Linked DNA regions of Homo sapiens: region 2 is linked to region 1. Evidence: read pairs that join two places in POLR2A ChIA-PET (ENCODE). Cell type or tissue: OCI-LY7. All regions are shown on one strand. Region 1 holds the start of CCL5 (C-C motif chemokine ligand 5). Region 2 holds the start of CCL3L3 (C-C motif chemokine ligand 3 like 3).

What was found. ChIA-PET counts read pairs that join two places held together with the same protein. Peaks named below come from ENCODE experiments on the same cell type or tissue, not always from the same donor. Only the 100,000 strongest peaks of a DNase experiment are listed, where the experiment ranks them.
Region 2: POLR2A ChIA-PET joins it to region 1 with 13 read pairs; 3 of 35 experiments call an interaction of 5 or more read pairs at or near these places.

Annotation. Positions count from the first base shown.
Region 1 is chr17:35,874,283-35,882,282 of GRCh38, forward strand. CCL5 (C-C motif chemokine ligand 5) reads right to left here and starts at 6,078. Exons shown (of 3, transcript NM_002985.3): 1 at 5,948-6,078; 2 at 4,246-4,357. The coding sequence starts at 6,023. All of the region lies in intron 1 of LOC105371745 (a long non-coding RNA gene), which reads left to right. In OCI-LY7, no CTCF peak of the experiment used is centred here; no DNase peak of the experiment used is centred here.
Region 2 is chr17:36,193,105-36,201,104 of GRCh38, forward strand. It overlaps CCL3L3 (C-C motif chemokine ligand 3 like 3), which reads right to left and starts at 3,654. Exons shown (of 3, transcript NM_001001437.4): 1 at 3,494-3,654; 2 at 2,694-2,808; 3 at 1,765-2,272. The coding sequence starts at 3,569. The coding sequence ends at 2,182. LOC128966706 (a long non-coding RNA gene) reads left to right here. Exons shown (of 2, transcript XR_008485584.1): 1 at 1-39; 2 at 3,026-3,363. In OCI-LY7, no CTCF peak of the experiment used is centred here; a DNase peak (open chromatin) is centred at 3,837; H3K4me3 peaks cover 1,381 bases; H3K27ac peaks cover 1,052 bases.

The DNA.
Region 1 (8,000 bases):
CATCCAGAAGTTTATTTATTTATTTTTATTTTTGAGACAGGGTCTCACTGTCACCCAGGCTGAAGTGTAGTGACATGAACACAACTCACTGCAGCCTCAACCTCCTGGGCTCAAGTGATCCTCCCACCTTAGCCTCCTGAGTAGCTGGGACCACAGGTGTATACCACCACACTTGGCTAATTTTTAAAAATTTATTTTTGTAGAGACAAGCTCTTACCACGTTGCCCAGGTTGGTCTCAAATTCCTGGGCTCAAGCCATCCTCCTGCCTCAATCTCCCTAAAATGCTGGTATTACAGGGGTAAGCCACCATGCCTGGCCAGAAGTTTATTTTATTTTTTATTTTTGAGATGGTGTTTTGCTCTTATTGCCCAGGCTGGAGTGCAGTGGCACAATCTTGGCTCACTGCAACCTTCGCCTCCCGGGTTCAAGCGATTCTCCTGCCTCAGCCTCCTGAGTAGCTGGGATTACAGGTGTGCGCCACCACGCCCAGCTAATGTTTTTGTATTTTTAGTAGATACAGGGTTTCATCATGTTGGCCAGGCTGTTCTTGAACTCCTGACCTCAGATGACCACCCGCCTCAGCCTCCCAAAGTACAGGGATCACAGACGTGAGCCACCGCACCCAGATAGAAGTTTATTTTTTAAATCTTATTGACCCATGCAGTATGCCACATGATTACATAGCATAACAAAGGAATTATATGTCTCAAACAACACAGAAATTCCGCCTTTGCTTTTGTGATTACTATCACATTAAAAAAAAAAAGAAATGTATTCCCTAGATGGAAGTATTATTCCCAAATATGTTCTGATGTGCTATGTACCCACCTTATTTAAATATTTCATCACTCATTCATTCTTTGGTTTAATATTTTCATTCTTTCTCTATGCATGTATTGGTGTGTCTGTCAAAGTCATTAAGCTCTTGTGGTTCTCCTGATTCTGTGCCTAACAGCATTAAATTTTTTTTTAATTGTGGTAAAATATTCATAACATAAAATTTACCATCGTAACCATTTTTGGATGTATCCTGCACATTCTTGAGCCTAAATATTTTCAGACAAAGTGAAGCCTTAGATTGTCTGGTGAGAATGAGGATTTCTTGGTTTCTCTTTGTGTTTCCCTTTCCCAGCCTCACTCAGAGCCACTTGACCATCTCTTTTTCTCCCACCCCGGTGTGCAGAGATGAAAAGGGAACGGAAGCAATATTCTGGCCTCTCATACTTTCTAGAGTTTGTGTTCTTATTTAGGGTGGTGTGAGAGTTTCAGACACAGACCTTGCCCTTGTTCAGCCGGGAGTCATACAGGAAATCCTGCCAGACTTGCTGTCCCTCTCTCTTTGGCATCCTTGACCTGTGGCTAGGAAGTCAAAAGGCCAGGAAAACAATACCTGAGATGAGGGTAGCTCAGGCCTCCATTTCCTGCCCCCAACCTCCCCGCAGACTGTGATACCAAAGAACAGCCCCTCCTTGCCAAGTCTTCCCTCCTTACCTCCATTTTTGGCACCCTCTGCTTGCCTGACTTCCTCCTTCTGCCTACCCCTTAAGAGCGGATGTTCTCAAAGCTGCTGCCCTTTTCTCTTCTTTGCGTTTTTTCCTAAGTCTCTGGCCCTGGGCCTGGCACATAGTTGATGCTTAATGGATGTTTATTGAATGATTAAGTGAATGAATGCAATTCACTCATTCATTCCTTAAGTTTCACCTGTTATTTTTGTGTACGCAATAATGCATTTAGATGATAATGATAATAATAAGCTAACATTTATGCACCTACTGTGTACCAGAGCATATTCTAAGTATTTTCATCTTACTGTGACCCAGTGGGGGAAGTACTTCTATTACCCTATTTTGTAGAGGAGGTAATTGGGGTTACGAGAGGTTAATTGAAGGGCCTACACTCACCAAGTGTCATAGCTGGAGTCCTAACAAAGCAAACTAGCTCTAGAGCCAGTACTCACCAAGGCAGGCTGCATTGCCTTTTTAAAATTGGGATACCCCTTTTTCCCACAAAAGAATGTCATATTTTCAGCCCTAACACCCTTTCCTCAGCTACCAACCCTTCATTTCACCATCACCACTGGACATATCCACAGGGTTATCTTGCTGGCACCTTAGCTCTTTCCTCTTTAAACAGCTCTTTCACAAGGCTTAAGATGGTTCTACACTTCTCCAGCCAGAGGTGGAAACCTCAGTGTCATCCTTAACCCCCATTTTTCTCCCTTGCTCTTGAGCTCAAATCACCTGCTAGGGCTTGCAAATTCCACCTTTGAAGGTTTCAAAAGTGTCTGTCTTTGAAACCTCCTGTCTCTCCTTTCCTTCAGGCACTGTTCAGCCTCCAATACTACTCACGTGGATAACAACAGTAGCCGCTAAACTGGACTCCTGTTTTCTCAGCTTTCCCTGTTCTAGCTCATTTTACACTTGACAGCTGCATTTAGCACTTTTGCTGCATTTTCCTGACACTCCGTGCTTTCCTACATGGAGACTGTACATAAACCAAAGTAGAATCCTGGGGGACAGTCCCTTTTCCTGATATATCCCATTCCCTAGGCTTTTCTCTGCCAGGCCAAATCTCTCCTCAGACAGCACCATTTGCAGCAAACCTGTAAATCCCTGAAGCTGAATGTGTTTCCTCTCTCTTTCCCTTGTCATGTTTTTTTTTGCTGTGTACTCTAGTCATTGCTGTGTCTGTCTTGCCCCTCTTATTAGACTATGAGTCCCATAAGGTTGGGCTGGGACAGTGGCTTTAGTAATCTGTGTCTGCCAATAGTATGTGCTCAGGGAAGGATTTTCTTCTTTTGAAAAATATTTGTTTTCAGAAATAAAATTAGTAATTGTTAAATATTACCATTATACTTAAAAGGATTCATCAGATCCAAAGTCTGTCTTTGAGTACCTCTAACTTTGCCAGTGTCATAAATTTTTGGATTAAAAAACTTCACCCTGGCTGGGTACAGTAGCTCACACCTGTAATCCCAGCACTTTAGGAGGCTGAGGCAAGAGAATTGCTTGAACCCGGGAGGCAAAGGATGCAGTGAGCTGAGATTGCACCATTGTACTCCAGCCTGGGCAACAGAGTGAGTGAGACTCTGTCTCAAAACAAAAACAAAAACAAAAACTTCACTCTTATATAAGAAACTTCAGAATTGCACCATTTTCATTTTTTAAGTCTCTACCATAAATTTCTTAAGCAATTGTCACTAATGACTTTGCTATAGTAGAAAGAGGAGGCTCTAGAGATGGACTTCATCCCTCATTTACTGTGCAGCCTTGGCTAAATCAATAAACCTCTCTGAATCTTAGTTTCAATACCTGAAACATGGAGAGAATTATGCATACTTGTCAGAGCTAAGTGTAATTTAAAGATCAGGCACATAAGACATTTGACACATAGTAGGCATTTCCTATATAGTAGGGTTTATTATATTTTTCCAAATATACTAGCTTGCATATTTAAAGGTGAATCTCATTTCCTTATTTCTTCTCTGATGGATGGCTTTTTGTTTTTTTATTTGACTACAGTTATAGATCCCTGACCTCTGACCTCTTCTCCCTAGTTCCTCTGAGGTTTAGGTGGATTTGATTGGGTGTGAAATATGGGGGACTGTGTGAAATATGGGGTTCTTCACTGAAGGGGATGACTGACTTGATCTTCCCCACATAGGAGCATTCCAGACCATGTTTCAAGTAAAGGCCACACTAGTAAAGATTGGAGTCCTAGGCCAGGCACAGTGGCTCATGCCTATAATCCCAGCACTTTGGGAGGCTGAGGCGGGTAGATCACGAGGGCAGGAGATCGAGACCATCCTGGCTAACACGGTGAAACCCCGTCTCTACTAAAAATACAAAAAATTAGCCAGGCATGGTGTGGGCACCTGTAGTCCCAGCTACTCGGGAGGCTGAGGCAGGAGAATGGCATGAACCCAGGAGGTGGAGCTTGCAGTGAGCCGAGATCGTGCCGGTGCACTCCAGCCTGGGCGACAGAGTGAGACTCTGTCTCAAAAAAAAAAAAAAAAAAAAAAAAAAAAAGATTGGAGTCCTGGGAACATAGTCCATTGGAGTGGGCACGATTCTCTAAGGACAGCTTGTCTAGTCTTTTTACATGATAGCAGGGGACTCTGAGGCTAGAGATGGAGGAGCTGTGGCTGCTTGCAGCTGGAGGATAGGTGGAAGTGGGTAGGGCATCCTCTCAGAGGACTCCTCAGGGAACAGGCTCTGGGAGGGCTCCATGGGGCTGAGACTCACACGACTGCTGGGTTGGAGCACTTGCCACTGGTGTAGAAATACTCCTTGATGTGGGCACGGGGCAGTGGGCGGGCAATGTAGGCAAAGCAGCAGGGTGTGGTGTCCGAGGAATCTGGAAGAGGAAAGGAAGGAGGGAGACCCTTTTATTCATTGCTACTGCACACTTGACATTGTGCTGGACACTTTATATGATTTATTTAGAAAGAACTGTTATCTTCCTTGACAGAAACTGAGGCTCAGAGAGGTAAAGTCACTTGGCCATGGATAAACAGTGGCAGAGTGGGGATTCCAATGCCTCATCTAATCCTTGAGCCAAGCTTGTATCCATCCCTCTACACCATAACCTTCTGCCCTGGGCTTTCAGGGCCTCCTCCTGGCTTGTCCTGGGTCCTCTGGCTTCATTCTTGCCCTTCCAGCATCCTCAATGGATTTGGAACTTGGTTTCTTTGAGACCTAGGGCAGGTTGTGGGGAGGCTTCCAAAGCTCAGGCTCCATGACTCAGCCAGGATCCTAAGAAGGGCCTGGAGATGCATATTGTATCTTGGGAGCTCTGGTTGAGCTTCAGTGAGAAGGGCTCTCAACAGAGAACTTCTTGTTGGTCAGTTAATTCAAGATGACGTTGGGAAGCATCAGTTGCCACTTCCCAGCAGAGGAGTAGTTTTTATTTTCCCAGCAAGATGGAACCAGGTTTGAATACCAGTCTCCCCATTTCCTAGCTGTGTGCCTCCATGGACAAGTTACTTAACCTCTCTGTTTTCCCATCTGTACATCAAGGACAGCTACTCAAAGAAGGGTTGTGGGTATTAAATAAGATGTACAAAAATCGGCTGGGCACGGTGGCTCACGCCTGTAATCCCAGCACTTTGGGAGGCCGAGGCGGGCGGATCACGAGGTCAAGAGATCGAGACCATCCTGGCTAACATGGTGAAACCCCGTCTCTACTAAAAAATACAAAACATTAGCAGGGTGTGGTGGCGGGTGCCTGTAGTCCCCGCTACTCCGGAGGCTGAGGCAGGAGAATGGCATGAACCCGGGAGACGGAGCTTGCAGTAAGCCGAGATCGTGCCGCTGCACTCCAGCCTGGGCGACAGAGCGAAGACTCCATCTCAAAAAAAAAAAAAAAAAAAAAAAAGATGTGCCAAAATCAGCACAATGCCTGATCCATAGTAACCATTTAATTAGCTTTTATTATCCTCTCCTTGTTTTTATTTGTTTTTTAAATGTATTCACTCTAATAAAGCCACATACCCTCTCATAAGCCAATTTTTTTTACATTTATGAAATGAGAGAGAATATGGCTGTCTCAGGGTCTCAGGAAGTTTTAGTTTAGTTAAATTTCTTAGAAACCCTGCTGCTGACAGGCATGAGTCAGACGTGTTTCAAAGTCAGTGTGAGCTACTCATGACTACTAATCTCCCCAACATGAGTCCACACTCAGTGAACACCTGTAGGCCTTGAGGGTGTAGACCTTAAAGACAGAAAAACTGATCAGGAGATCCCTGCCATGAAGCAGCATAGAGATCTCTCAAGGACAACAGGACATATGGGTAAGACAATTCATAAGAATGTAAATAATGGGGTTCAGACAGTATTCATGCTACAGTTGAAAAGAGGGCAAGGTGTGGGACAGTCATTGGGATGGGGTAGGCATTCTAGGCAGAGTCTGACTCCAGGGGCTGTGGTGGTCAAGACCAGGACTTACATGGGGAGGCAGATGCAGGAGCGCAGAGGGCAGTAGCAATGAGGATGACAGCGAGGGCTGCCGCGGAGACCTTCATGGTACCTGTGGGAGAGGCTGTGCGAGGTCCACGTGCTGTCTTGATCCTCTGCAGGAATCCTCTGCAGCTCAGGCTGGCCCTTTATAGGGCCAGTTGAGGGGCATCCCCTAAGGGGAGTTTCCAAAATAGCAACCAAGCATTGGCCGGTATCATAAGTGAAATTGCACAAAACGGAAAAGAAAACTGAAATAGCCTCCGGAAATTCGAGTCTCTGTCTCTCCCTCACTGCTCTCTCATCTAGAGTGAGCTCATCAGTTTCCTCTTTGACCAAGCACCAATGGTGGAAAAATTTCTCTGCTGACATCCTTAGTTTTACCTTCCAGGGAAGGGGTCCTCCTCAGAGAGCAGGAAGCCGCTTTCTTGGGGACAACAAGGAGTGGCAGTTAGGACAGGATCAGAAGTCACTGAGTCTTTATTACTCACTGAGTCACTGAGTCTTCAAAGTTCCTGCTTATTCATTACAGATCTTACCTCCTTTCCCTCATCCATGGAAGGATGTTATTTATAAAGTGTTTTATTGAGGAGGGTCCTCTGGATATACAGTCCCCAAAGGAGGTGAGCACACTCACACTGTAAATTGAGGCAGTTGATCTGAGCTGGGCATTGGGAACCTTTTCACAAGATATGAGTTGGAATGAGTCCTCTTGTGGGAATTTCTTGCTTTCATCCTGGTCATAGGGTCTCTCCCATTTACTTGCTAAGCGACCTTTGGGAAAAGTGCTTAATGTCTTTGAGTTCTATTTCCTTGTTTATAAAGTGGAATAATTGATTAGAGACTTGTTGAGAAGCAGAGGGAGAGAAAGATATCTTACAGCATACTCTATCATTATTGGCTACCATTTACCGAGGGCTTATCTGTGCCAGCCACTATTCCACTGTCCTAGCGCGTGTCAACTCATTTACTATTATTATCCCCATTTTATGAATGAGGAAACTCAATAAATACTGGGATCCCATCTCACTGTAAGGCCTTCTTGGGCACAAAAGTTACAGAATATGAAAGCTTCAAAGGACTTTAGGGATCATTTTTTCCATGTTCTTCAGTTGCACAAGAGGAAACCAAGGCCCAGTGAGCAGGAGTGACTTGCTAAGAACACACAGCAAATGAATGACAGAGTTGGGATCAGAACCCAGTTGCCCTCACTCCCACTTCAGTGCTCTGTCCATTAAGTACTGCCCAACATTAAAGGGTTCGTGGTTAGGAGTATCCTCAAAACTGAACCCATGTGGAACTTCTGGATTAGAGCTAGGGTCCTTACTGCATTCCAAAGAACTGGATACAGTAAGTCTTCATCAATTCCTATTTTAGTAGTTCAGAATTAGCAACAATTTGGTCCGGGCTAGGCTGAAATTGGCATCTGAATAATAATAATAATATTATTATTATTATTATTATTATTGAGACAGTCTTGCTGTGTCGCCCAGGTTGGACTGCAGTGGCACAATCTCGGCTCATTGCAAGCTGTGCCTCCCAGGTTCACGCCATTCTCCTGCCTCAGCCTCCCAAGTAGCTGGGACTACAGGAGCTGGCCAGAATGCCTGGCTAATTTTTTTGTATTTTTAGTAGAAATGGAGTTTCACCATGTTAGCCAGGATGGTCTCTATCTCCTGCCCTCGTGATCCGCCCGCCTTGGCTTCCCAAAATGCTGGGATTACAGGCCGTACCCGGCCGGCATCTGAATTATTTAAGAGAAAAGTGTTTATTGAGAGTGACAAAAGCGGCCGGGCGCGGTGGTTCACGCCTGTAATCCCAGCACTTTGGGAGGCCGAGGCGGGCGGATCATGAGGTCAGGAGATCGAGGCCATCCTGGCTAACACAGTGAAACCCCGCCTCTACTAAAAATACAAAAAATTAGCCGGGCGTGGTGGCGGGCGCCTGTAGTCCCAGCTACTCAGGAGGCTGAGGCAGGAGAATGGCGTGAACCCGGGAGGTGGAGCTTGCAGTGAGCCGAGATCGCGCCACTGCACTCCAGCCTG
Region 2 (8,000 bases), 320 kb after region 1:
ATCACCCATCAAAGAACAGGGTAAGATGAGACCAGAGAGGTAAGCTATGCAAGCTAATCAGAAAATAACTCAAAGTTTTAAAAGTGCAGAATATAAAAAGGAAAAACCCTCATTCCTAAAAAAATTTAAAAAAAGCCTCATTTCCTCAAAGAAACGACAGTTAGCTATTTGATGTGTGTCTTTCCAAATATTTGCCTATGTAAATATATGTGTGTATATGGCTTTTAAAAATAAAAACAAAATAATATCCTTTACAGACAGTTTTGTAGCATATGTAGAGAATATATATGCATATACTGAATGTAAATAGATATGCATTTTACCTAGAATATTGAGGACACTTTCCACAGTTATAGATGTGTGCTGCTTTTGTTTACTGACTGCAGAATATTCCATTGATGGACATCTTAATCCTCTACTTATTAATCCCCTACTGATGACTGTTTGCATTTCTTTGCTCTTTACCAACCATACTTGAAAGAATATCCTCATGTCTACATATTCTTATCTTTTGGCAGTGTTTCTATGAAGCAGATTCCTAGAAATGGGATCAGGTCAAATGGGATGTAGGTCACATAGTATGTGCATTTTAATATCTGCTAAGTAGTAGTGTTTAATTATGCTTTAAAGAGTTTGAGCCCTACAATTCTAAACATGTTTGGACACAGAAATTAGATTATTTTAAACAAAATGAAATAAGCATAGCTCATAAAAATTAACACGTTTGGTTTTCACACAAATATTTTGAATTTCCCTTTCTTCTGCAAAAAGGACCCTAGCTTAGTATGCATTTCTTGTACATATAATGCAAGCAATCCATCTATTAAATAACTTACCTTTCAAACCTATAGACAGCATCCTGCTCCACACAGAAGCTGGTTGTCTTTTCATTCTCTAACATTAGCTATTTATTTTGTAGAGTGTAGATTCTAGAGAAATAATGTATAATACACCTGTTGCCATATGCAGAGACTTACCACATTTAGAAAACAGTGGTGAATTCTATTGACAGTGGCTCTCAGTCATTAACATGCTATGGAACACCTCATGAGCTTGATAAAAATATCAGTTCCCAGGTCTACACCTAAAGATCCTGATGTAATTGGCTTAAATAATCACTGCTGAAACACTCTATGTCAACTCAGAATCCTGACAGGAAGTGGTTGCAATGGATAAAGTATCATCTGTTAAAGAATGGGGTAAGATTTGAGTATAGGCGGGTCATACTTTGGGAAATAACTTGGTCAATGGTTAACAGCATAGTCTGTAGTTCAATAAAAGTCCAGTTTTGGAACACAATTGACCGTTTACGTGCTGTGTAACCTCAGCCAAGTTGTCTAACCTTTCTGAGCCCTGGGTTACTTTTCTGTCAAGTGGAGGTATTAATAGTACCTAAGCTGTACTATTGCATTGGTAAGATTAAATGAACAATGTATAAAAAGCACTCAGTAGGAGGAGTAAGCCTCAACAATGTAAATAATTGCTATTAAGAGCTTGATTCATCATGAATATGCCCTACAGAATACTCTGCTTAATGGTGGCCATTCAAGTAGTTAATTCTCCTAGAGCGTGCATATTACGATTTGAGTTATAACATATTCGTAGTTTCAATGTTCCAGAATTTTGTGAAGTGGATAACTCTGTCGCAGCGCTCCCCATCTCTCCCAATTTCCCTCCATTTCACCTCTTCCTAATCTTTGCCTATGATTCCTCTTAACCAGTGATTTTGATTTGCCAGAAAAACAAAACCAAACTCAATACTGGTTTACCGTTTAAAAGAACATCTTTATTATTTCCCCAGGCCGATCACAGCCCTGAACAAAAGCATCTGATACACATTTGTCAGTCTGGTGGCTTTGGTGCCATGACTGCCTACACAGGCCGATGACAGCCACTCGGTTGTCACCAGACACACTGTGAGGGAAGGTGGAGGGGACAGGGGGAACTCTCAGAGCAAACAATCACAAACACACTGTGAAATCAAAAATAAATTATAAAAACTAAATAGTATAAATAAATTAAAATTTAAGTTAAGAAGAGTCCCACAGTGTGGCTGTTTGGCAATAACCAGTCCATAGAAGAGGTAGCTGTGGAGGTCACACGCATGTTCCCAAGGCTCAGGCTCCTGCTCCTCCCCACTGGGCCCACTGAGGTCGCTGGGCCTCGAAGCTTCTGGACCCCTCAGGCACTCAGCTCCAGGTCACTGACGTATTTCTGGACCCACTCCTCACTGGGGTCAGCACAGACCTGCCGGCCTCTCTTGGTTAGGAAGCTGTGGAGAAGGGAGGAAGAGTTAAGCACTGGGGAATCCAGCCGGGGAATCCTGGGCCCACCATGGCCCTGACATCCTGCTCTCTGTCCTGGGCAGCTCAAGGCCTGCTCCTCTCTCAGGGGCCCCCTGCCTATCTCCGTCTAGAGAGCTTCTCTCAGTGACTCCAGGCAAGGGGGCCCTCAGAGTGTCCTGCTGCCTCCTTCTTCCTGTCCCTTTCCTCTGGCCTGGGGCAGCCCTTCCTGACTCTGTAACACCCACCTCACTCCAGCCCCAAGTCAGGTCACACCTCAGTGCCCTGCGTCCTGTATCCCCGATAGGCTCCTGAAGGCTGGGCCTTTCCAGGATGGCCTTCTGGCCTGTTTCTGCCCCCACCCTGACACTCCCTACCTCCCTAGAGGTGAGCAGGAAGACTGGCACTTACATGACACTGGGCTTGGAGCACTGGCTGCTCGTCTCAAAGTAGTCAGCTATGAAATTCTGTGGAATCTGTCGGGAGGTGTAGCTGAAGCAGCAGGCGGTCGGCGTGTCAGCAGCAACTGCGGAGAAAGGAGAGAATAAGCCCGAGTCACAGCTCAGAAGAAAAGGCCAGGCAGCTTCTGATCCCTGAGTGGTTGAGGAGGGCAGGCTTGCTCAGACCAAGTGACTGCAAGGCATTTGGGGGGTTTTGCAGAGAAATGTCTCTTTGTTTCTGTCTATATTCCTCTTTCCCCTTGACTCTTCATAGTGGGTTCTCTGTTTCTCTATGTGATCCAGATACCTGAATGGACTGTTCTCTTAGCTCTCTTCATGGAATTTTGTCGGTTCAAGAAGTCATACCCCAGCCCAAGAGAAGCCCTGGACATCTCTCATAAGACATCCAAGGGACAGGGCTCCTGGGAGACCTAGGGTGAGCTGGAGAGTGAAGAACAGACCCCACTGGGAAGTAAGCAGCCCTGGATTCTGCCTCTTGCAAACTGATTCGTTTTGAACCCTGTTTTTCTATCTGTACAAGGGACTGTAACTCCCCTGCCCCTGCCTAGATTCTCATACCTGGAGACTAGGAGGGCTAAGACCCCTTCTAGAGATAAAAATAAAAGTTGTGAAGAAAAAGACCAAGGTGTTTGGCAGCGCTTTAAGAACTTCCTTCTTTTCTCTTCGGGGCTCTCAGGCCACAAAAAAAGACTGATGTGGTCTAACCATGGCCAGAGAGTGGTGATACCCACAACAACAACATGGACTCACGTGGTGCAGAGAGGACCTGGTTGCAGAGAGCCATGGTGCAGAGGAGGACGGCAAGGGCAGCAGTGGAGACCTGCATGATTGGGAGCAGGTGATGGAATGTGGGCTCGAGTGTCAGCAGAGCCAAGAAGGGACTGACTACTCTTTGCTGCCTGCGTCCTTCTGATGTCTGAAGCCATCTCTCCTCTTTATAGGCAGCCCTGGCGGATGGGGAAATGGAATCTGGGGGTGAGGAGGGAAATTTTTAAGTGTAGTGATGCTGTCATGCTGAGTGTTGCACAACTCAGGGTCCCTGGTGACCACAGGGGCTCAGGATATCCAAGAATAGCATCTCTGAGCTACTCTCTAACTCTCAGCTCTCAACTCATGACTGGTTCTAGCTTCATGGGGTTTCTCCTGTGAGTGTGAAGAGGGGTGTGTGTCAACCCAAGGCTATTCTTAGTTGATCCCTTCTCATAAGAACTGGTCTATGCAGCCAGGCATGGTCGCTCACACCTGTAATCCCAACACTTTGGGAGGCCGAGGCTGCAGATCACCTGAGGTCAGGAGTTTGAGACCAACCTGACCAAGAAAGAGAAACTCCATCTCTACTAAAAATACAAAAGTAGTCAGGCGTGGTGGCACATGCCTGTAATCCCAGCTACTCGGGAGGCTGAGGGCAGGAGAATCGCTTGAACCCAGGAGGTGGGGGCTGTGGTGAGCTGAGATCATGCCATTGCACTCCAGCCTGGGCAACAAAAGTGAAACTCCATCTCAAAAAAAAAAAAAAAAAAGAATTGGTCTATGCATGAACTCTCCAGCCCCATTCCTTCCCACAGAGCTGTAATTCTGCTTCCTCAGCTGCTATAACCACAAGGATAGGGTCAATGGGCTGATGCTGTGGAGGGCTAGACAACCCCCAGTCCTCCCAGAGGAAAGGAACTCAATGAAAGCTGGAGGAATAGAAAGCATGAGGTCACGTTTCAGTCATTTGTCTATTTATTAGTCTCGGAGTGACTGGGGCGCTGTGTTAAACGCTAGTTGTGGATCATAAAAATACTTTAGAGGTGGGTGTCAGTATGTCAGGTGCCTAGAAATATGTGTAGCCATTAACCTAGAAAAAGCATTTCTGGGAAAGAGTTCTGTGGAAACAACCCAAATATGGAGCCATCTTCAAACATAAAGATACCTGACCCAGCATCATTTATAACTCTAAAATAAGCAAAGCTAAATTTTTCTCTATCAGGGAATGATAAATTATCCACAAGATCCTTTATTATTAAGTCTCTAACGTGAATGAAGTGGCATAAATATGCTTATAACATCAGTGGTTAAAAAAAAAGCAAGATAAAACATTATACAAATTCTATAAAATTTGAAGAATTGTATAAAGATATATATATGCCATGCCAACTCTAGGCATGGAAAAAATTAAAAGGCTTGGAAATACATGCCTTAAAGAATGAATAGTGCTTAGATCCATGGGTGATTTATTTTCTTATTTTTTTCTTTTTCTGAATTTTCCTCATTTTATTTAGTGAGACTTTATTACCTTCTTGGTCAACCCACAAATTTATGAACTAATTTTGTTTTAAAACATTTCCAACATCACTGGTTGAAAAGTGGGTTGTTGTCAGTTGTTTAATCTGAAAGAAATTACTGATAAATATGCTACAGTTTCTGTTCAATGGGCTTTGCCAAAATGAAGTCTTGATTTCCCATTTCTTTGAACCATTTTAAGGATCCTATACTATACTTACATAAATAATGCCAAACTGAAGCAGTTTTTTCCTTATTCTTTTCAACACATAATTTCAGTGGTGTGGAAGGGTCTCTACCTTCTCAGCCAGATTATATGCTTTTTTTTTTCTTTTCCATACTTTGTTATTTTATTATTTTGCAATCAATCAGCATATCTCATTTTATAATGAGAAATAGATTTAGTTGGTTTTAATGATCTTTGTTTCTGAGATGCCCCTGGTCTCATGGGGGCAGGTAGAGTGTATGAACAGGTAATTGTAAAACTCTTAGTAGAAAAAGAAATGAAAGCTCAGAACCCCATGAGGAAGAAGTGACCTTCCACCAGAGGGTTGGGGAAGGCTTCATGGAAGGGATGGAACTTTAGTTGTGTCTGGATAACTGCCCGGGATTTAGGCATCTATAGATGGGTGGGCAGTGGAGGCCCAGCTGAGGCAGAGTCCTGGGTGTGACATTGTGGCTCAGAGGAAAGAGGGGGTGCTTCAGTGGAGCTGCAGAGCAGTGGGGGTGAATATGGATGATAAAGGTAAATTGGGACCAAACCAGGACAGGCCTTGAATTCCCCCCAAAGGGGTTAGAGTTGACACACTTGATGCTGGAGAACAACGGAGGACAGAAGCCAAGTGGGACCACGCCTTTGAAATTCTGTCCTTCCTGAGTGTCTTTAGAGTTAGGTCTTTTAATACACATGAGCTCTGTTTCCATTCCACCCCAGTGATGGCTAGTGCCAGTCTTGAGGGAGGAGAAGCAGAGGCAAGATCAGGGGCCGTGGTAGGTTTCATCAGAGCTTTGGCATCCACGTATCTTCCCCTATTGCTACCAATTCCAAATAAAGGTATCTCTGCCACTTGTCTCATTAGAAACCTACATCACAGGCAATGACTCCTTCTCACCCCACCCTCTGCCTCTCAGCTCTCGTTGATACCCTGAATTGCGTTCCCTCACTCACTTCTTAGGGGAACCCCCTCCATACTCGTGATTCCTTTTCTGGGAGCTGGCTTCTGTGAGTTGTGGAGAGTGAGAAAAGGAAATGGAAACTGCTGAATCAGTCAGTGTTCTGATAAGGGACATCCTCTATCTCTGTGATTACAGTACAGTGTGTTATAATTAGTTACCTATGTAATTTGCTCTTCAAAAACCTAGACCATGTCCTGTTGATTTTATTTTAGTTTCTTTTTCTCAAGAAATTTATAGTTTAATAAAGGCAATGTGGGAGTTTGGAAACAAACTTTGATTTTGTACTAATGATAGATTAGCAACTACACAAATTTTAGTTCACAATAAGTAATATTTATCGAGTGATCACCATGTGCTGATTTCCATAATATGGATTTACATGTTTGAACTGTCTTCAAAACAACCCTATGATTTAGTTACCAGTATACTTTCTTAGTTGAACAGGTGAAGAAACCAAAGTAAATAGAGGTTAAGCAATTTTCCGAAGGCCGTAAAGCTGATGACTAGCAGAGCAGGGATTCACATCCAGGTAGTCTGACTCTAGGTACCACACGCTACACGTCCTGTACCACAACTTATTATATTTGATCCTCATACCAATCCTATAATGGTAGATTTTTTAGAGTGTCTTCTCAGATTGTAAACCAACTCCAGACCATGTCTCGTTGGTTGATTTAAACCAAATCCTAGTACATGATGATTATAACATGATGAACCTCCTGACCTAGTCTCTATCTCTTATTATTGTGTTCTTTATAATAAAGATGATTTATTGAATATATAATTCTATCTCAGTGTTTATATATTTGTAAGACTTTCTCTATCAATCCCCAAACCAGGAAATAGCCCTTTGCCATGTGTTTTGGCTTGGAGTAAAATATAGTTGCACGCATAGCATTTGCTTAATTTATATACGTTGAATGAATAATGTAAGGGAGATGTAGGACGGGGTTGAGTTGGGAGGGTCTTAGACATTTCCTAGGTGGTAAATTGATGTTCCCAGTTGAAATGACGTACCCAGGGTCATGCAGGTGGAATTGGTCAGTTTTATATTCCACTGTCTGTGTTAGTTACCAGTGTATCTCCAGTGATAACCACAATGCCTGACATATAGTGAAGCTTAATATCTATTTGATGAATAAATAAATCACTGATTTGACTAACAATATGTGTTATGCCTGAACTCTCACTATGGAGTTGAAATACTAATGGGAAAGGTAGGATAAGAAAGGCCATGGTGAGTGGGAACGGGGAGAGGATCAGGAAAAACAACTAATGGGTACTAGACTTAATACCTGGGTGATGAAATCATTTGTACACCAAACCCCCATGACACAAGTTTACCTATGTAACAAACCTGCACATGCATATCTGAACTTAAAATAAAACAAACACACACATACACACACACAGAATCAGGAGAGACAGTCAGAAGCATGACAGGTCTCCAGAGCCAAGGAAGAATTTTTAAATAAAATGAGAATTGAAGCCAGGCACGGTGGCTCATGCCTGTAATCCCAGCACTTTGGGAGGCTGAGGCAGGCGGATCTCCTGAGGCCAGGAGTTTGAGACCAGCCTGGTCAACATGGTGAAACCCTGTCTCTACTAAAAATACAAAAAATTAGCTAGGCGTGGTGGCACATGCCTGTAGTCCCAGCTACTCGGGAGGCTGAGGCAGGAGAATCACCTGAACCCAGGATGCTGCAGTGAGCTGAGATCGCACCACTGCACTCCAGCCTAGGCGACAGAGCGAGACTCCGTCTCAAAAAAAAAAAAAAAAAAAAAAAAAAAGAATTGAGGGTCCCAATAAAGATAC